4 separate regions of the Homo sapiens genome follow, and all the other regions are linked to region 1. Evidence: read pairs that join two places in POLR2A ChIA-PET (ENCODE). Cell type or tissue: HepG2. All regions are shown on one strand. Region 1 has its middle 4.9 kb from the start of MALSU1. Region 2 overlaps IGF2BP3 (insulin like growth factor 2 mRNA binding protein 3). Region 3 overlaps IGF2BP3 (insulin like growth factor 2 mRNA binding protein 3). Region 4 overlaps IGF2BP3 (insulin like growth factor 2 mRNA binding protein 3).

Region 1 (5,000 bases):
CACAGAGTCTCGAAAAATTGGATAAAATATGCAGCACAAATTATATACCATAGTGCTTGGCATGTAGTAATCATATGGAAATTAGTATCTGTCTACAAATTGACCTCATGGAGAGGAAATGGCTTGAACCCAGTCATTATGATAAAGCCCATCAGAAAAAGACAACCAGGAACACGTGTGGTCAAAGTTTTTTTTTTTCCTGAGACGGAGTCTCGCTCTGTCACGCAGGCTGGAGTGCAGTGGTGCAATCTCAGCTCACTGCAACCTCCGCCTCCCGGGTTCAAGCAATTCTTCTGTCTCAGCCTCCTGAGTAGCTAAGATTATAGGCGTGCACCACCACGCCTGGCTAATTTTTTTGTATGTTTAATAGAGACGGGGTTTCGCCACGTTGGCCAGGCTAGGCTCGAACTCCTGACCTTGTGATCCTCCCATCTTGGCCTCCCAAAGTGCTGGGATTACAGGTGTGAGCCACCGCACCTGGCCCAAAGTTAGTTTTATTAACTCGCTGTAGCAAGGGAGACTGCATGCTATGGAGGACAGAGGAGCAGCTCAGGAAGAGGGACTAGAAGGGGCTTTGTTTAGGGCTCGTGCTTATGCTCAGTGAGTCTAAGGAGAGATCAGAGGAAGTGGTGTCAGCTGTGGACTGGGTGCTGTCCTGAAGCAAGGGAAGTTTAGGAATTTTTCTCAGTAATCTTTGTTCAGGAGACAGGAGAATGTTCACAGGGGCTGGAGATGTTATTGGTCAGTCACTCACAAGAGTCGTGTGGTCTGGGGAGAATCATGTCCTATTAAAAACATTATTTTAGGCTTCACTAGGAACATCACATTCTGATTAGCAGCAGGGCTGAGAAACAGACTCAGGGTCCTTGTTCCTTAGAACTATAAAAGTTAAGATAAATGTGGAGTGCTGGCCCTTGGGGAGGATTGATGCTGAAGCTGTGTCTTTGTGTGGAATGATGTGAAATGACCCCCATGCGGAGTCTTCAGGCAAGACCGGGATGTTCCATTCTCACTGAAATGATTCCAAACAACAGTTTCTCATCATCTGTGATTTCAGAGACAAGGTTTGCCAGCACTATGCATGTCCTTAATGTTAATTACCAAAATCCATTTTTACAGGTCATATTTCCTGAGGAAAATTAGAGAGGTTCTCAGAAATGCAAAATGCCCCTCTTTCCCCCAAAACTGCCATCTACTCATGGGCTTGGACATTGTTTTCAGACATTGGTTGCTTAGTAAAGGCAGAATCAGAAGTGGGGGTGGTTTGATAATCACTACCTTTGGGGTACTGAGCCAGAGGATTGAAGCCAAAAGCAACTTCCTGAGTCAGGAATTATAAATTAACTACAGTCCATTAGTACAAGGACTTCCCTATTACAGACCCTAATTACATCCCTGGTGTGGTAATTTGGGAGCCTCCTGTTTGCTGTGTTAGCAGCAGAGCCAAAAGGTTCCCAAATTTGTGTCCTGGGGCTTCATGGGAAGGTGAGAAGCTGCAGTCACAAACACTTTCTCTGCAGCTAGCCTCAGGGGCTGGGGAGAAGGTAGGGGCCTACTTTGGGAGATGACACCACACAGACCTCAGGATCTTGCTTCAGAGAAATACAGAGCAGGCTGGGCCAAAGGCCCAAGGGCTAAACTAGGGAGAGATTGCGCAAGCTTCCTGATGTGCCCATACTGGACCATAGGGACCTTAACATCACACATTACGGGACTGGCACATAGTGTATAAATGACTACGTTTATATAATTTTGATACTGGGAAGCTTATCACTCTGACCTCTGCTTACTCAATGCATGAATTTATTATGCATCTGTGTTTCTTAAGCTGTGGACCATGAACCCCCTTTTGACAGCAGAGGACCCTCAAATCCACATGTGCATCAAACATTGTCTTTGGGCCAAATAAATGTGTCCCTCACAGCAAATAGGTGTAGATGGTATTGCAATTCAATAAAAATTTAAAAGTGTGGCTTTGTTTCAAGTAGCTCTTTGTCATGCATGTACTGAATGATTTTTTTTTTTTTTTGAGACAGGATCTCTTTGTCACCCAGGCTGGAGGGCAGTGACATGATCATAGCTCACTTAACTTTGAACTCCTGGGCTCAAGCAATTCTCTTGCCTCAGCCTCCTGAGCAGCTGGGACTACAGGCATATGCCACCATGCCTGGCTAATTTTTAACTTTTTGTAGAGACACAGCCTTGCTACGTTGCCCAGGTTGGTCTCAAACTCCTGTCCTCAAGGAATCCTCCTGCCTTGGCCTCCCAAAGCACTGGGATTACAGGCACCATGCCGAGCTCAATAACAGACATTTAAAGAGCCATACATTTTACGACAAAAGTTCATTATAACTAAAATGTTGGAATCACTGCTCACCCTGCAGCCTCAGCTTACCCTTCCCATCATCATAGGACAGCTCATTCCACCACCAGGCAGCTGTAGCTGTTGGTGAATATTCCCACCTCATGTAAACTTAATCCTTTTTCCTGGATTTCCACTGCCTTTGTACTGGTTCTGCCCTCCAGAGACCTTGCAGAAGGAAGGGCCAGGATTAAAATGACCTCTCTTATAATGTTATAAATACTATGGATTTGTATATTTATATTTTTAAAATTATTTTGTCCCCCACTTTGTAAATATCCTCATTGGAAGGAAGACAAAATCCTTTTCAAGAGAAGACAAACAGGGACTTTGTATTTTATAAACCTAGGAGTAAGGTACTAGCTCTCTGCACCCCAAACTCCCCTGGGGCTGTGGGGTTCGTATTGTCTGTCCCACTCAGATGTTCTGTGTGGGTTTGCCAGGCATGTCTTCCGGGCTTGTAAGGGCAGGGAGAGCAGCCTGGGGTGGGCACCGAGGCCTGCGATGAGATGAGCTGTTGGCTTCTCAGGGCACCGAGCCTGTGGTTTGCAAGCGTCCCAGAGCACTGCTTGCAGCCTCTCCCATAGGAGGTTCCCATGTGAGGAGGCCGCTCCTCCACCATTTGCCTAGTCTATTTGTGGAACCAAAGTGCAGGCTGTGACTCCCATCCCTTGCAGCATTGTTTCCTCAGCTTTCACAGCCGTTGTTTGTTCTGAAGCTGTGCCTCTGAACACTCACATTGGCCCCTTGGATTACTGGGCCCTGTCACAGAGCCAGACTGTTTTTCCCACAGCCTCAGAAATTGGTATTGGGGTCCCCTCTTGTCACCCCGATGTTGGTAGGTGGGCTTTGCAGGTTGTGGGTCACTCTGCGTAGACTTGTGATTCACCCTCCCAAGGAGCCTCACCAAGGTTCAAGTGAACATTCTGTGCCAGGCGCTGGACTAAGGCCAGAGAGAGGAAAGATGAATAAAACATTGTCTCAGCTGGGCGTGGTGGCTCACGCCTATAATCCCAGCACCTTCAGAGGCCGAGGTGGGTGGATCACTTGAGGTCAGGAGTTCGAGACCAGCCTGGCCAATACTAAAAATACAAAAAATTAGCCAGGCATGGTGGCAGGTGCCTGTGATCCCAGCTACTCAAGAGGTTGAGGCAGGAGAAACACTTGAACCCAGGAGGCGGAGGTTGCAGTGAGGTGAGATCACACCATTGCATTCCAGCCTGGGCAACAAGAGCAAAACTCCGTCTCAAAATAAACAAATAAATAAATAAATAAAAAACAAAACATAGTATCTGTACCCAGGGAGCTCCCAGAGAGTAGGAGAGATGATGATTAAATGTCATCAATACCGTGTAATTGTGTTTGAAAGAGGAGAGCCCACCTGCTGTGGTACACAGCAGCAATTCTCCCCCAGAGCTGGAAAAGTCTCTGCAGGGAGGTGCTATTTGAACAGACCTGGGTCTTGAGGCAGAGGTAAGGAGAGTGGACTACAGGGCCCCAAATTAGCCAACTTCAGGGGGCCCCTTTCACAATGGACTTGGGGGGAATGGAAACCCCTAAAGGGATGCAACTTGGAGGTGCTGTGAGGTGATGTTACAGGCCAGGAGAATACCACAGTGACGGTATCAACCCCTGGAGAAGCCCATGGGTTTTTACTGCCATATCTACCACAGCCTGTGAAGTGTTTTGTCCCCAGAGCTGAACTGTGATATTAAGTATTGATTCACAGGTGCGACACGGCCTCACTCCCCACTATGTCATAAGACCAGACCTTGGGTTGTTTTCTTTCTGCCAAAACCTGATTTCTAAAGGGCCTCCGATTTCTTTTGATCAGCTCTGCTGACAATCCAGTAAAACTTCTGCTTTTCATTTTCTTATCCCAGTTTTATGAGGTTCCTCCATTTTGGAATTATTGTGAGATTTGAGGCATTGTGATTAACGGGTGAGGGGAACCTCTGGCTGCTGAACTCTAGAGGGCTGGGCAAAAGAAACAAAGCCTGCCTCCTCTGCCAGTGCGTTTTGGGGAGCTTGTGGTTTGGGGGCAAGTCCCTTGAAGGAACACTTCCACCACAGTAGGGAGCCCCAAGTTCTAGGAAGGCAGGTCAGAGTGATTAATTCCACCTAGGGGGGTGAGGGAACACCTCACAGAGCAGGTCAAGCTGGAACTTTGGCCTTGGACTTTACTACTCCAAACTTTTTGGTCACACTTCAGGAAAGCATCTGACAATAGACATTCATTCCCAAACAGTTGTGGCCAATCAATTCTCCTATCTGCCTGGTGGTTTCACAAATCCAAACTGCAAAGAAATTCTGAGAAGTGTAGCTAATGAGTTCAGGAACACTACAGGCTGATCCATATTCAGCCTTATTAAAATATCAAGAGGCTGCCTTAGCTTCCTGGGAAAAGGTCCAAGCCTGAGTCCTAGTGAGGTGTGAGTGGCTTCCAAGGACACGCCTTTCTTTCCCTTTCTTTCCTTTTTCTTTCTTTCCTGTTCCTTTTTTTCTTTCCTTTTCCTTTTTTTCTTTCCTTTTCCTTTCTTTCCTTTCAAGAAAGAGTCCTGCTCTGTCGCCCAGGCTGGAATGCCATGGCATGATCTCGGCTCACTGCAACCTCCGCCTCCCAGGTTCAAGTGATTCT
Region 2 (5,000 bases), 110 kb before region 1:
TTAATTTTTATGTAATGTATGCTTCACAGGCTGTGGTTTTATTTTTTGCATGTAAATGTCTCATTCTAACACCAAAAATTGAAAATATTGTTCCTTTTCCATTGAATTGCCCTCACACTTTTGTTACAAATCAATTGACCATATTTGTGTGGGTCTGTTTCTGGACTCTTTTATCCCATTGATTTATGTGTCTGTCCCTTTGCTACTACACTTTCTTGGTTACGGTATCTTTATAAGTCTTAAAATTGAATAGTATTATTCCTTCAACTTTATTGTTTTTCAGAATTGTGGCTATTGTCTTTACTTTGCTTTTCCACGTGTATTTTGGAACCAGCAAGTCTATACACAAAAATTCTGCTGGGATGTTTATTGGGATTGCAATAAGTTAACAACAAAAAAACCCTTTTGGAATAATTATCAACTTTACTAAGTTGTCTTTTTATGACTGGCTTATTTCACTTAGTATGCTGTTCAACCATGTTGTAGCACAGGGGTCCCTAACCCCCAGGCCTCAGACTGGTACCATCTGTGGCCTGTTAGGAACTGGGCTGTACCACAGGAGGTGAGTGGCAAGTGAGCGAGCATTACTGCCTAAGCTTCACCTCCTGACAGATCAGTGACAGCATTAGATTCTCATAGGAATGCATACCCTATTGTGAACTGCACACGTTGAGGGATCTAGGTTGCTCACTCCTTAGGAGAATCTAATGCCTGATGATCTGAGGTGGAACAGTTTCATCCTGAAGCCATCCCCCCCATCCCCACTCTCTGTCCGTGGAAAAATTGTCTTCCATGAAACCAGTCCCTGGTGCGAAAATAGTTGGGGACCGCTGTCGTAGTATGTGTCAGAATTTTCTTTTGAAAGTTAAGTGTAGTATTCCTCTGTCTGTGTATTCTACCTTTTGTTTATTCTTCTGTCCATGGGCATATGGATTGCTTCTACCTTTTGGCTATTGTGATCAATGCCACCGTGAATGTAGGTGAATAAATATCTCTTTGAGACTCTGCTTTCAATTCTTTTGGGTATGTACCTAGAAGTGGGATTGCTGGATGTTATAGCAGTTCTTCTTTTCCTCTCCTTGAATAAACCAGTGAAAAAGATGTTATAGCAATTATGTTTTTAATTATTTCAGGAATTGCCATTACTGTTTTCCATAGCAGCTGTACTGTTTTACATTTCTACCAACAGTGCCCAAGTGTGTTCTAACTTCTCCATGTCCACTTCAACACTTGTTATTTTGTTTTGTTTTTTTTTCTAAATAGTAGGTGAATATTATTTTTTAAGTTTGGACTTCCACTTGTTTTTAGTATGTAGAAGTATTTTAAATTTTTGTGTGTTGACCTTATATCCTTTGACATTGCTAAACTTACTAGTTCTGAAAGTTTGTTTTTTATTTTTTAATAGATTGCTTGGGATTTTCTACTTAGACAATTATGTATTCAAATGGGCATAGTTTTATTCCTTTATAGTCTGTATGCCTTTTCTTTTATTGCTGTAATGTACTGTCTAGGACCTCCAATGAGAGTTGACATCCTTACCCTTCCTCAATTTTTGTGAGAAAACATTGTCTTTCATCATCACATAAAATGTTAGCTGTGGGTTTTTTGTAGATACTCTTTATCAGGTTGAAGACATTGCCTTCTGTTTCTAGTTTGTTGACAATCTATATGATGAGTGAATGTTGGATTGTTTCAAATGCTTTTTCTGCATGAATTGATATTATCATGTAGTTTTTAGGCTGTAAATGAATTACATTGACTCCCCCCCCCCCCGCCCCCCGCCCCCTGCCCCCCACAAATGTTGAACCAACCCTGCATTCCTATGATAAACTCCACTTTATTGTGGTATTTTATTCTTTTTGCTTGGTTTAATTTGCTAACATTTTTGTTGAGGACTTACTGTGTCTCTGCTCATGAAGGATATTGGTCTGTAGTTTGATGTTTTTTGTATTGCCATTGATTTTGTTATCAGGGTAACACAGCCTTAAAATGTGTTGGGAAAACATGTTTACCTTTTCTGGAAGTGATTTGCTGAATTGGTGTTATTTCTTTAAGTATTTGATAGAATTCACCTGTGAAACCACTTGAATAATTTCTCTCAGAAGTTTTTTTTTTTTTTTTTTTGGAGACAGAGTTTTGCTTTTGTTGCCCAGGCCGGAGTGCGATGGCCCAATCTTGGCTCACCACAACCTCTGCCTCCTGGTTCAAGTGATTCTCCTGCCTCGGCCTCCCAGGTAGCTGGGATTACAGACATGCGCCACCATGCCCAGCTAATTTTTGCATTTTTAGTAGAGATGGGGTTTCTCCATGTTAGTCAGGCTGGTCTCGAACTCCCAACCTGAGGTGATCCATTTGCCTCGGCCTCCCAAAGTGCTGGGATTACAGGCATGAACCACCACACCCAGCCCTTTTTTTTTTTTTCTTATGCTCAAATTCAATATCTTCAGTAATTATAGTGTTCTTCAGGTTATTTCATCTTGGGTCGTTTGTAGTGTTCAAAGAATTGGTCAATTTCATCCAAGTTGTTTCTTTTTTTCTTTTTTTTTTTTTTTAATAACTACATCATCATGGACAAGTTGCATAAAGCTTTGTAGTATTCGCTTATCCTTTAATGTCTGTGGGGTCTCTAGTGATATCTCCACTTTTTAATTCTGATACTAGTAATTTTTGTGTTCTCTCTCTTAAAATCTTCATCAGCCTTGCAGAGCTTTATCTGTTTTATTGATTTCTAATAACTTCATGATGTTGAAGCTGAATGAGCTTCTCTGTCTCCATGATTTTGAGAGGTGAAGGTGGCTGGGCTTCTGGGTCAGGTGGGGACTTGAAGAACTTTTCTGTCTAGCTAAAGGATTGTAAACACACCAGTCAGCACTCAGTTTCTAGCTAAAGGTTTGTAAACACACCAATCAGCACTCTATAAAAACGCACCAATCAGTGCTCTGTGTCTAGCTAAGGGTTTGTAAATGGACCAATCAGCACTCTGTAAAATGGACCAATCAGCAGGATGTGGGTGGGGCCAAATAAGGGAATAAAAGTTGGCCACCTGAGCCAGCAGTGGCAACCCGCCAGGGTCCCCTTCCACACTGTGGAAGCTTTGTTCTTTTGCTCTTCACAGTAAATCTTGCTGCTGCTCACTCTTTGGGTCCACACTACCTTTAAGAGCTGTAACACTCACTGCAAAGGTCTGCGGCTTCACTCCTGAAGTCAGCAAGACCACGAACCCACTGGAAGGAAGAAACTCTGGACACATCTGAACATCTGAAGGAACAAACTCCAGACACACCATCTTTAAGAACTGTAACACTCACCGTGGGAGTCCACGGCTTCATTCTTGAAGTCAGCGAGACCGAGAACCCACTGGAAGAAACCAATTCCGGACACAATTTGATTAGTATTTTGTTTCCCTGAGGCTTCCCTTTTTGATTCTCCAATCAGAAAAGCAAGGACCTTAGATACCTTGCGTGGTTGTGCACTTCCTGTAACTGTATACATGTCCAGGGCTAACGAGAGGCAAACAGACGGAAAAGAAGCAAACAGGTTCAATCCATCCCCTTGGAACTATAGCTTCTTCCCTCCATCAGTGTTTTAGATCAGTGATCCCCAACCTTTTTGGCACCAGGGACTGGTTTCGTAGAAGACAATTTTTCTTTCTTTTTTTTTTTTTTTAATCAGAAAATTTTGATCATGGCTTTTATTTCTTTGCAACAGTCGTCCAGAGGTTCTGAAGAGAACTCACCGGTTGTAGAGTCTGTGTTAATCACCCAGCATTAATATTTCCATTGCTCCATCATCATGTGTAAGCCTGTCCACAGCATTCTTCTCCAGAAGCAAACTTGCTCAACCTTTAGTTTCACATCAGTGAAGGCGAATTCTTTCACCAAGATGGACTTGTTTGTTCTCAGGAAATCCATACAGCCCTGGTTGAAGAGTTCAGAAACTCTTTTTATGCATTAAAACAATTTTTTCATGGTTGGGGAAGGGGAGTGGTTTCGGGATAGAAACTGTTCTACCTCAGATCATCAGGCATTGGTTAGAATCTCATAAGGAGTATGCAACCTAGATCCCTCGCGTGCGCAGTTCACAATAGGGTACGCACTTCCATGAGAATCTAACGCTGCCATTGCTGATCTGACAGGAGGCGGGGCTCAGGCATTTAAGCCTGCTCACCTCCTCTCACCTTCTGCTGTGCGGCCCGGTTCCCCTTTCTTGCTTCTCCAGCCTAAACTACAAGGCTTCTCCTAAGATCTGTCTGTATCCACTAACAACTTGAAAGTTTTTTGCTGCTGAGTCTAGGCTGGGGCATAGCAGAGGGAAAAAAAGAAGCAAATCACTTCAGTTTCTGTAGTACTATAGAGTTCCTAGTCTGTCTGTTATCTTTACTTTGAGTCTTCAAATTATTGTTTGATACTTTCTGTCTAGATTTTTTAACTGCTTTCAGTGGGAGAAACAAGGTGGGTGTGCTTATTGAAATTTGTCTGGATCTAGAACCTGGAACTAAAGTTTAAGTTGTTTCTTTGAATATTGTTTTTTGATGCCTTTTAAATTTCAAAAGAGGTGAATTTGAATTTTTCATTTCTCAAGAACAGAGTAACTACTCATAAGTGATTTGCTTTTTTCTTGTAGATAACCTTTGGTTGAATTGAGACTGAACAGGACTTACCCTCTTAAAAGAAATGCGTGTTCAATTTTTCCATGTGACTCAGCACTAGAGATGTGTATGCAGTGCTCATCATTTTAAATTTAAGTATATAAAAACCTTCACTTGTTGCTCTTTTCCTGTCTTTCTACCTCCAGTTTTAATGAACAAAATATACAAGGTTAAGACTGGGGAGGGCAAAGGTCTCCTGGTAGGGTTTTAGAACAGTAAACCAATTGGGAGTGACAGGGCACTATTAATGCTGTGTCTAATTTTATTATCAGCAACCAGAAAAGCAAGAGTTTTCTCAGTACTAAGGCCATCCCCACCCCCACCCCCCACTTGCCGTATTTTGATTTCCTGA
Region 3 (5,000 bases), 63 kb before region 1:
ATACCCTCAGTAGAACTGGGGATAAAAGTGAGGGCAGGGAGAAAGCAGAGGCTCCATATTGTTTTAATTTTTATTTATTTTGAGGCTGGGTTATGAGACTGGCAGTCTTTTTTTTTGTATTTTTTTTGTAGACATGGGGTTTCACCATGTTGCCCAGGCTGGTCTTGAACTCGTGGGCTCAAGCGATCTGCCCATCTCAGCCTCCCAAAATGCTGGGATTACAGGCATGAGCCGCTGCACCCGGCCATGTTTTACTTTACAAAGATTTATACTGAATACTTGGTAGAGCCAAGTCCCTGTTGGAAAATATAGGATGATGTGATAAACCCAAGGATATTTGGAGATTGTCAGAGACCTGTTGTTGTGGCCTTATTTGAAAACTTAAATTAGCTAAAGGGAAACAAAATGCTTATTTAATAGTTAATTAGTTGAATGGGAGAACATAAGTTGGAGACATAAGCTATGTAGATTTGAAGAGGCATAAGATGAACTTTGGTAGGGATAAAGTAATTGACATTTTAGCCTTCCTCCTTTAAAAACAAAAAAACAAAGCATTAAGACTGCAAGCACAGGAAAGGTAGACTGGCTAGTCAAGGCAGAATTATTGCTGAAAAGAATCCTAACCACGACAGCAAACTGAATGTAGACACACTGGTGTTCTCAAAATTCTTTAGCGTAGTTGTTAAGAGATTGGTAGGCTTCTGTTGATCCCAAGGAGGAAGGAAAAGGCTGTTAAGAATTGTATAATTTAGTAATTAGGTAACTTAAATAAATTAGGCATTTTGATTAGGGAAGTAGTCTTCATGTCCTTTGTTCTAATATTCAGTCAGTTAACATTTATTAAATACTAAATACTGACCAAAAGTTGCCAATAAGAATATTTGGAGAGGGACTACCTAATTTTAGTTCCTCCCTGTCAAGCGGCCTTATAAGAGTATTGTTCTCACTCCCTCTGCAAGAATTCAAAGATTGAGAAAATTAGAAAGCAATGAGGTATTTTTAAAAGTTAATCTAAGGAGTGGAAAACTCAGTTTTGTGTTACAGTGGTAAAAAAATTATCAGTTTTCTAATAAGCTTTTAAAAGGGATATGGAATATGTTTTCATTCTGTGAGGAGAATTAATTTTATTTGAGAGGCATTGGGTGTAGCAGAGAAAGCGTAAACACCAAAGTCAGGTAGCCCTGACTTAGTAACCTTGACTTCTGAGCTTTGGTTTTCTCAGCTACAAAGTGAAGATTAAAGAGAAACAAATATTTGTGCATATATGCATGTATTTATAGTTTAACCCACTGGTTCTGGGCTGCTTGGAGCAGTTTGAAGTGGCTTGAGCCTGGACTTCCAATGAACCCCATAGGCCTGCTCCATGGGTTCCAAACATGACAGCCTGCTGCCTAAACCAACCTGGTGTCATTTCTCCATGTTTCTCGGTAGCCACCCAAAGCTCAATCTTTAGGTGAAAGGGCTATGCTGGTAATTCTCAGTTTTCTCTTTGTAACATCTGTTGTTTGGAAGGCTATGTGACCTTGATGTACTTGTGAAAGTATGAGTGAGCTTGGAGGTTAAGAGTTCAATTCCAGAGCCCAGTTGCATGGAACAGACTGTGTGCCACCACTTTTCTAGCTGACTTTGGTCAAGTTAATCTGTTATGGTTCAGCCCCATTTCTAAAATGGGAATAACTGTAGTCTTTAGCTAATGAGGCTACTGAGAAAAACTAAGATAATGCCTCCAAAACATGTTTCATAATACCTGTAAGGTAGAGCTCAAAAGTTAGCAGCTATTATGTATTTTTCCAACATGTTTGATTGCTGCTTCTGCTCCCCTGTTATTGTTTGGTATACTTCATTTCCAGTGATGGCTGGTCACTGATGCTGAGGAGCCAGGCAGCTAGTTTTAACGTGGTTGTAGCTGCCTCTGTTAGTTAAAGCTCTATGAATGTCACTTAAGAAGAGTCCTCAAATACGGCTGTATCTTTAAGACAGAACTTAACGTGGAAATTCCTGCCACCTTGTGGCTAAAATAAATCAAAGGTTAATAGTACACATATTTTAGAAAATATTAATACATGTGTTCATTTTAGGCTTAAGTCTTGAATTATTAAAATAAAAATTTGACAAGTTTAAATTTCATTTCATTAGTTTCATTAAAAATGGAAGTATGTGTTTAGTGAATGCACCTTTTCTTGTTCCTCAGAGCGAGAGAGGCTCACCTATTTCCTTCCCTCTTCCAGAGATGTTGAGATAAGCCAGTCAAGGACAGACATTACTCATGAGAGGATTTGTCATGTGTGACAAAGAAATAACCCCCTAGAAAATGTGTAGACATTGAGTTCTTATACTTTCTTTTGTTTGGGGTTATCCTGATGTTTATTTTTGTTAGGGAATAGGAATGTTTATTCATACTTTGAAACTTCAATCATTCTGAGGCAGGAGAATTGCTTGAACCTGGGAGGTGGAGGTTGCAGTGAGCCAAGATTGCGCCATTGCACTCCAGCCTGGGCAACAAGAGCAAAACTCCGTCTCAAAAAAAAAAAAAAGAAAGAAACTATCATTGCAGTTCCTTTGTATCATTGTGAAGATCTGTATAAGGTAAATATGGTTATGTTTAGAAGTGTTTGAAGCAACTTGGCCAGTGGCTAAAGGTAAGAAAATTCCCATTTAAACTTTAACAATTATGTAAATAAAAGATTTATTTTGGAAAAAGAAATAAAGCAGTGAGACAAAGGGATTTTTTGCCATTCAGGGATAACCACTGTTAAATTTGCCATAGAGTTTTGTAGACTTTGTCCCATGCATTATAACTTTCAGAATTACAAAGATCATTCTGCAGAGTTTTGTGGGTTTTTCATTCAGTGTATTTATACTGATTCTAATCTCTGCATAGTGTTGGATCCTCACCACAGTTTCCTATCCCGTCTTCTGTTGTGTGTCATCTAGGGTATTTGCCCATACCGTTTTGTTTTGTTTTGTTTTTAGAACCAATTTAGTCATGAAGCCTTACATTTGGGCTTCATCCATATTTATTGCATTACGGTACATCCTTAAAATCATATTACCCAGGCTTTCAATAATGATTGCCAAATTGTCAACCTCTTATTCTTGATACAAGGAGATAATTGAATTTATGACTTTTCAATAATGGGTTAAACCTCATTTTGTGAGGACCCTGTATTATATACAGGGTGATATCTGGGAATAAAAAAGAAGAGATTTTTAGACATGGAATTTTATTTATTTTAGTATTATTTTTTGAGACAGGTTCTCATTCTGTTGCCCAGGCAGACTTGGGAGTGCAGTGGCACAATCATGGCTTAATGTAGCCTCAACCTCCTGGGCTCAACCAGTCCTCCCACCTCAGCCTCCCAAGTAGCTGGGACTACAGGCATGTGCCACTACACCCAGCTAATTTTTTTTTTTTTGTAGAGGCAGGGTCTCACTGTGTTGCCGAGGCTGATCTCAAACTGCGGGGCTCAAGTGATCCTCCCTCCTTGGCCTCCCAGAGTGCTAGAATTAGAGGTGTGAGCTCCTGCACCCAGCCAGGCATGAAATTTTAGAGCTGAAAGGGACCATGAATCTAATCTTTTAGTTTTATAGGGAGATGGCTAATGCCAAAAAGGAAAATGACCTTTGGAGGATAACGTGGTTATTTAATGTTCAAGCTGGACTAGAATTCTGGTCTCTAGTCCGTATTCTTTTTCCACTATTCAGATCTGTATGTGTGGACTCCTGGGTACGTTTAACTTGTCTGGGTCTCATTTCTTCTCCTTTTTTCTTTCTCTTTCCCCCTCTTCCTCAAGTTGAACTATTTATTGTCTCTATTGAGGCCCATTCAGCTCTAAATTGTGATCTACCCCAATGAACAATTTTTTTTTTTTTTTTTGGAGACAAAGTCTCATTTCATCACCTAGGCTGGGGTGCAGTGGGGCAATCTTGGCTCACTGCAACCTCCGCCTCCCAGATTCAAGCAATTCTCATGCCTCAGCCTTCCAAGTAGCTGGAATTATAGGCTCACGCCACCATGCCTGGCTAATTTTTGTACTTTTAGTAGAGACAGAGTTTTGTCATATTGTCCAAGCTGGTCTTGAACTCCTGACCTCAAGTGATCCACCCATCTTGGTCTCCCGAAGTGTTGGGATTACAGGCATGAGCCACTGCACCTGGCCCCAGTAAACTTCTTATCAATACATTTAAATTCTACCAACTGGCAAAATTACTCATCATCTTCTCAGCGACCCTTAAAATAGCACCAAGAGCAAAGAGTTAAGTAATGATGACAGGATCCTGGTCTGGCGCTGTGGCTCACACTTGTAATCCAAGCACTTTGGGAGGCTGAGGCAGGTAGATCACTTGAGGTCAGGAGTTCGAGACCAGCCTGACCAACATGGTGAAACCCCGTCTCTAGTTAAAAGAAAAAAAAATACAAAATTAGCTGGGTGTGGTGGTACACGCCTGTAATCCCAGCTACTTGGGAGGAGGAAGGAGAATTGCTCAAACCAAGGAGGTGGAGGTTGCAGCAGTGAGCCGAGATCGCGTCATTGCGCTCCAGCCTGGGCAAAAAAGTGAGACTCTGTCTCAAAAAAAAAAAAAATAAAAATAAAAAGACAAAACCAGGCTCCTGAGTAATATACATGTTGGATAAACATCTTTAAGTTCTGTTTAACTGAATACATATGTGTCAAATAATTATGACAGTCGTTCATCTCATGTCTTGCATCTACGGTGGGTTTGGTGAAAATACTAAAATTTTTTTTCCTCGTGAACTCAGCAGATCACCATATGACATAGATGAATAACAAACTTTGTGCCTAGAAAGATTCTAGTAGTTGACTTAAATTCAGTAATTTAGGAGCTGCAATCATGAGAAAGCCGCCATTCTGCATGTTAGGTTCCTCCTGTACCTTTTCAGCTGTGTCTGACTGTGGATGGAGCACTGTGGTTTGAGGGGTTAGGAACTCTGCTTAGATGGCAATTAGACAGTCAGGTACACACAGTAGTGGCTGTCT
Region 4 (5,000 bases), 84 kb before region 1:
TGTGTGAAGAATCCAGTGTGTTTGGTGGCTGATTACTGTGTGGATATAGAGACTTCTGGGAGGAGGGATTTCTCCATTGCTGTGTGGGAGTCCCAAAGTCTATAGCTCTGTGCTAGGGCCTGTTCTAGATACAGCTGTGAAGTTGAGTCTGATTTAGACATGGACAAGTGAATGGCCTTCCACAGTAAAAACAAGCCCCTGGGTTAGGTTGGAGGTGGGTGCTTACTATGGAAGATGGGAGAGAGGTGTATTAATTTATCAGGGCTGCTGTAACTAATTTCCACAAACTGGGAAGCTTAAAACCTAGTTCTGGAAACCAGAAGTCTGCCATCGGGTGCTGGCAAGACTTCCTCCTAGCCTCTAGTGGCTGTGCCCAATCTTTGCTGTTCCTTGGCTTGTAGCTGCATCATCCCAGTCTCTGCCTTTGTAGTCACGTTGTGTTCTCCCTGTGTGTGTCCGTCCAAATTTCCCTCTTAAAAGGATATTAGTCATTGGATTAGAGCTATATTCAGAGGTACTGGTGAATTTTTAAAGGGCGCTATTCATCCCAGTACAGGGAGTTAACCAAGACTGGGGTGATCAGGGATTGTGTCCTAGAAGTAAGAAGACATAGTGTGTTCTAGTTTAAAGGTAGTTAGTAGGGAATCAGTTGGGAGTGGATGAGAGTAATGTATGACAGTCTTGAACCATATTAAATTGCATGGATGCCACTCATCGGCCAAGAAGCATGGTGGGCAGTAGGCCGGGCACGGTGGCTCATGCCTGTAACCCCAGCACTTTGGGAGGCCGAAGCGGATGGATCACGAGGTCAGGAGATCGAGACCATCCTGGCTAGCACAGTGAAACCCCGTCTCTACTAAAAAATACAAAAAATTAGCTGGGCACGGTGGCAGGCACTTGTAGTCCTAGTACTCGGGAGGCTGAGGCAGGAGAATGGCGTGAACCCGGGAGGCGGAGGTTGCAGTGAGCTGAGATCGTGCCACTGCTCTCCAGCCTGGGCAACAGAGCGAGACTCCATCTCAAAAAAAAAAAAAAAAAAAAAAAAGAGGCATAGTGGGCAGTCTCCACGGTTTTTACCTCAAAATTCACAGTGCAGTGGGTATTCTTTTGTATTCACGGCTGAACATTAATTTTGAAATAGCCTTTTTATATTTAAAGACATTACCAAGTTACGACTTTCCCAACCCATCTTAGAAGTTGACATTCAAATTCTCTGCATCCCCTGACCTCTCACCAGTTAGCTGACCATGGCTTGACCTCTCAAGTGCACCTGTGTAAGACTTCACTCGTTAACAATAAGAGATGCATGGAATTGCCCCGTGTATAGCCAGTGCATGGATGTATATTTTGTAGGGACCAAATATAAGCTATAAGAGCATATAGGTTCCAAACCAAGTATGGACTGGGAGTGGCGAGTTGCAGACACAACTCTGGAATCCTGCTGTTGAGGACAGAAGCAGGCACATGGGGAGGAGCAGTTTGAAGACTAGAAAATTGAGATTTTGTTTTGTAGTATCTTTAAACTCCAGGTGAACTTGGTTGGTGAATAGAGCTTCTGTGAGGGCAATTTACTGTTTTATAGAATTGATTTCCTAAAAGATTTGCCATTAACTGAACTGTCTTCTGCTAACCATAACTTCTCCTTGATTATTAATGGACCCCTGTTACTCATTAAAACCTTTAAAATTACTTGAGAATGCCTGCTTCTAGTCCCAGTTCATTCGCAATAGGTGCTATCCAAATTGGTACCCAAATATTTTCTAAACAACATGAAGTGGAATCACATCTGAGGGGTAGGATCTGAGTGAAAAGTTGGATTAATAGAATTCTGGACCAAAAGCAGTACTTGTGGACTTAAGCAGTTTTTTAACTACAGCAGATATAAGAGAACATGGCTGGGATCAAAAAATGCCTTTATCTTGAATACACACTAGCTGAGACAGAGCAACAGTGGGTGTGGGGAAACCTTGGTTTGCCTTGTAGAACTACCTGCTCCACCCCACCAATAAATTTCAAAAGGAAAAAATTTCAAAGACATTTGTAACACTGATAATTTGTCCACCCATTGTTCAAAAGCAGCTGAACTTATTATGAAACACATGTCCATCATAGGAAACAAATGCTAATGGAGGGAGGGACTCCACTAGTCCGCTTTCTTCCATAGAACTCTGACCTTGTCCTAGCAGTGTGTTCAATATGCCACAATGAGTTGGTGTGGTAAGCATCTTTTTTTCCTCTGCTTGGTCTCCAAATAATTCATACATTTGGTTCTGCTCATTCAATTGTGTTTCTCCAGTACTCTTCCGGGGGAGCCTTACGAATAGAAGAGAAGGCCAGGCACGGTGGCTCACACCTGTAATCCCAGCACTTTGGGAGGCCATGGTGGGTGAATCACGAGGTCAAGAGATTGAGACCATCCTGGCCAACATGGTGAAACCCCGTCTCTACTAAAAATACAAAAATTAGCTGGGCATGGTGGCGTGCACCTGTAGTCCCAGCTACTCGGGAGGCTGAGGCAGGAGAATGGCTTGAACCTGGGAGGCGGAGGTGGCAGTAAGCCAAGATCATGCCACTGCACTCCAGCCTGGCGACAGAGCGAGACTCTGTCTCAAAAAAAAAAAAAAAAAAAAAAACAAGCAAAAATTAGCCTGGCATGGTGGTGCACGCCCATAATCCCAGCTACTTAGGAGGCTGAAACAGGAGAATTGCTTGAACCTGGGAGGCAGAGGTTACAGTGAGCCAAGATCATACCACTACACTCCAGCCTGGGAGACAGAGCGAGACTCTGTCTCAAAAAAAAACCAAGAAGAGAAATGTCTATTTTCCTGGCATTTTTTTTTTTTTGAAAACTATCTAAAGGCCAGTGTAATTCAGATTTGATATTTGTTTTCATTTTCTTCCTGATTCTAAAATTATATACTCCTTGTAGAAAACTTGAAAAGTGAAAAGAAAAAGTCTTTCTCCCAATGGCAACATTATTCCGTGACTAATAGTTCAGTTTAATGATTAGGCATTTTTCAACATCGTTGGGTCTTGCATGTATAATTTTATATCCTGTTTTAAACATTTTTAATTTTTTTAAAAATCGAACTATATTTGATGTCATAAAATTCACCTTTCTGAAGCATACAATTCAGTGGTTTTTAGTATAGTCTAAAGGTTTGGAAGTATCACCACTAATCTTAAGACATTTTAATTACTCCCAAAAGTAACCCTATAGCCATTAACAGTCACTTGCCCCTCCTATCTTCCAGTCTCCTCCCAGGCCCTAGAAACCACTAATCTACTTTCTGAGTCTCTAGCTTTGCCTATTGTGGACATTTAATATAAAAGGAATCATATATATGTGGCCTTTTATGTCTGGCTTCCTTCACTTAGCATAATATTTTCAAGGTGCAGCCAGATTTTAGTAGGTACTTCATTCCTTTTTATGGCTGGGTAATAATTATTGTGTGAATATACCACTTACTGTTTATCCATCCAGCAGCTGATGGACATTTAGGTTGTTTCCATTGAATGATGCTGCTCTGAACACTGGTGTACATGTTTTTGTGTAAACATAGATTTTCAGTTCTTTTGGGTGTATACCCAGGAATGGAATTGCTAGATCATATGGTAACTTTTTGAAGAACAACCAGACAGTTTTCCAAAGAGGCTGTACCATTTTACATTCCCACCAACGATGTCTGAGGGTTCCAGTTTCCCTATATCCTTTGCCTAAACACTTGTTATTATTTGTCTTTTCAATTATAGCCATCCTAGTGGGTGTGAAGCGATAAGTCACTTTAGTTTGATTTCTGTTACCCTACTGACTAATGATGTCGAGCATTGTTTCATGTGCTTATTAGTCATCTGTATATCTTCTTTGAGGAAATGTCTATTCACTTCCTCTGCATAAAAAAATGGGTTATTTGGCCTTTTAGTGTTGAGTTTTAAGAGTTCTTTGTATATGCTAGATGTAAGTCCCTTATCAGATATATGATTTGCAAATATTTTCTCCCATTATCTATGTCTTTGCACTTTCTTGATAGTGTTCTTTGAAGCACAAAGGTTTTATTTTTTTGTTCTTTTCTTTTTAGCACAGTTTTTTTTTTAAATTTTGTCATAAACATTATGTAATTGGACTCCTTAAGTTTATAATGGATGTTTTTTCTGTTCTATGTGTAACTGGTAATTTACTTAACCATTCCTCATGTTTAACCATTACCACAGTTGTGAACATATCTGTGGATGAATTTACACCCACATTCCTGCTGATTTCTTTAGTGACAATTGAACAGAAATAAAATTAGCAGGTCAAAGATTAGCAATCTTTCAAGGTTTTTTTATTTAGTTAGTTAATTTTGGTCTTTGAGACAGGTTTCGCTGTGTTGCCCACGCTGATCTTGGCTCATTGCAGCCTCCGCCTTCTGGGCCAAGCCAACCTCCTGCCTCAGCCTGTCGTGTAGCTGGGACTACAGGCATGCACCACCATTCCCAGGTAATTTTTTGTATTTTTTGTAGAGATGGGGTCTTGCCATGTTGCCCAAAATGGTCTTGAATTGCTGGACTCAAGCGATCCGCCTGCCTCGGGCCTCCCAAAGTGTTGGGATTATAGGTGTGAGCCACCGTGCCCAGCCTCAAGGCTTTTTCTTTCTTTCTTTCTTTTTTTTTTTTTTTTTTCTTTGGGAGATGGAGCCTTACTCTGTTGCCCAGGCTAAAGTGCAGTGGTGTGATCTTGGCTCACTGCAAGTTTTGCTTTCCCGGTTCAAGCCATTCTCCTGCCTCAGCCACCCGAGTAGCTGGGATTACAGGTGCCCGCCACCATGCCCGGCTAATTTTTGTATTTTTAGTAGAGATAGGGTCTCCAAACTCCGGACCTCAGGTGATCCGCCTGCCTTGGCCTCTCAAAGTGCTGGGATTACAGGCGTGAGCCACCGCGCCTGGCCTCAAGGCTTTTTTTAATTGCTAAATTTATTTTGAGAAATATCTCAAGTAACACTCCTCCCAGCAGAGTTTAA

Evidence for each region. Peaks named below come from ENCODE experiments on the same cell type or tissue, not always from the same donor. Only the 100,000 strongest peaks of a DNase experiment are listed, where the experiment ranks them.
Region 2: POLR2A ChIA-PET joins it to region 1 with 5 read pairs; 5 of 35 experiments call an interaction of 5 or more read pairs at or near these places.
Region 3: POLR2A ChIA-PET joins it to region 1 with 5 read pairs; 16 of 35 experiments call an interaction of 5 or more read pairs at or near these places.
Region 4: POLR2A ChIA-PET joins it to region 1 with 5 read pairs; 4 of 35 experiments call an interaction of 5 or more read pairs at or near these places.

The regions. Positions count from the first base shown.
Region 1 is chr7:23,291,913-23,296,912 of GRCh38, reverse strand. No RefSeq gene overlaps it. Among named protein-coding and RNA genes, the nearest start is that of MALSU1, 4.9 kb to the left of the region's middle. In HepG2, no CTCF peak of the experiment used is centred here; DNase peaks (open chromatin) are centred at 1,642, 2,112, 3,012 and 4,572; H3K4me3 peaks cover 1,883 bases.
Region 2 is chr7:23,404,734-23,409,733 of GRCh38, reverse strand. All of the region lies in intron 3 of IGF2BP3 (insulin like growth factor 2 mRNA binding protein 3), which reads left to right. Among named protein-coding and RNA genes, the nearest start is that of SNORD65C, 11 kb to the right of the region's middle. In HepG2, no CTCF peak of the experiment used is centred here; no DNase peak of the experiment used is centred here.
Region 3 is chr7:23,354,811-23,359,810 of GRCh38, reverse strand. All of the region lies in intron 5 of IGF2BP3 (insulin like growth factor 2 mRNA binding protein 3), which reads left to right. Among named protein-coding and RNA genes, the nearest start is that of SNORD65C, 39 kb to the left of the region's middle. RefSeq lists silencers at 1,087-1,381, 4,931-5,000. In HepG2, a CTCF peak has its summit at 1,976 (motif pointing left); DNase peaks (open chromatin) are centred at 1,400, 2,310 and 2,650; H3K4me3 peaks cover 408 bases.
Region 4 is chr7:23,376,203-23,381,202 of GRCh38, reverse strand. The region is part of intron 3 of IGF2BP3 (insulin like growth factor 2 mRNA binding protein 3); the gene reads left to right. Among named protein-coding and RNA genes, the nearest start is that of SNORD65C, 18 kb to the left of the region's middle. In HepG2, no CTCF peak of the experiment used is centred here; a DNase peak (open chromatin) is centred at 2,082.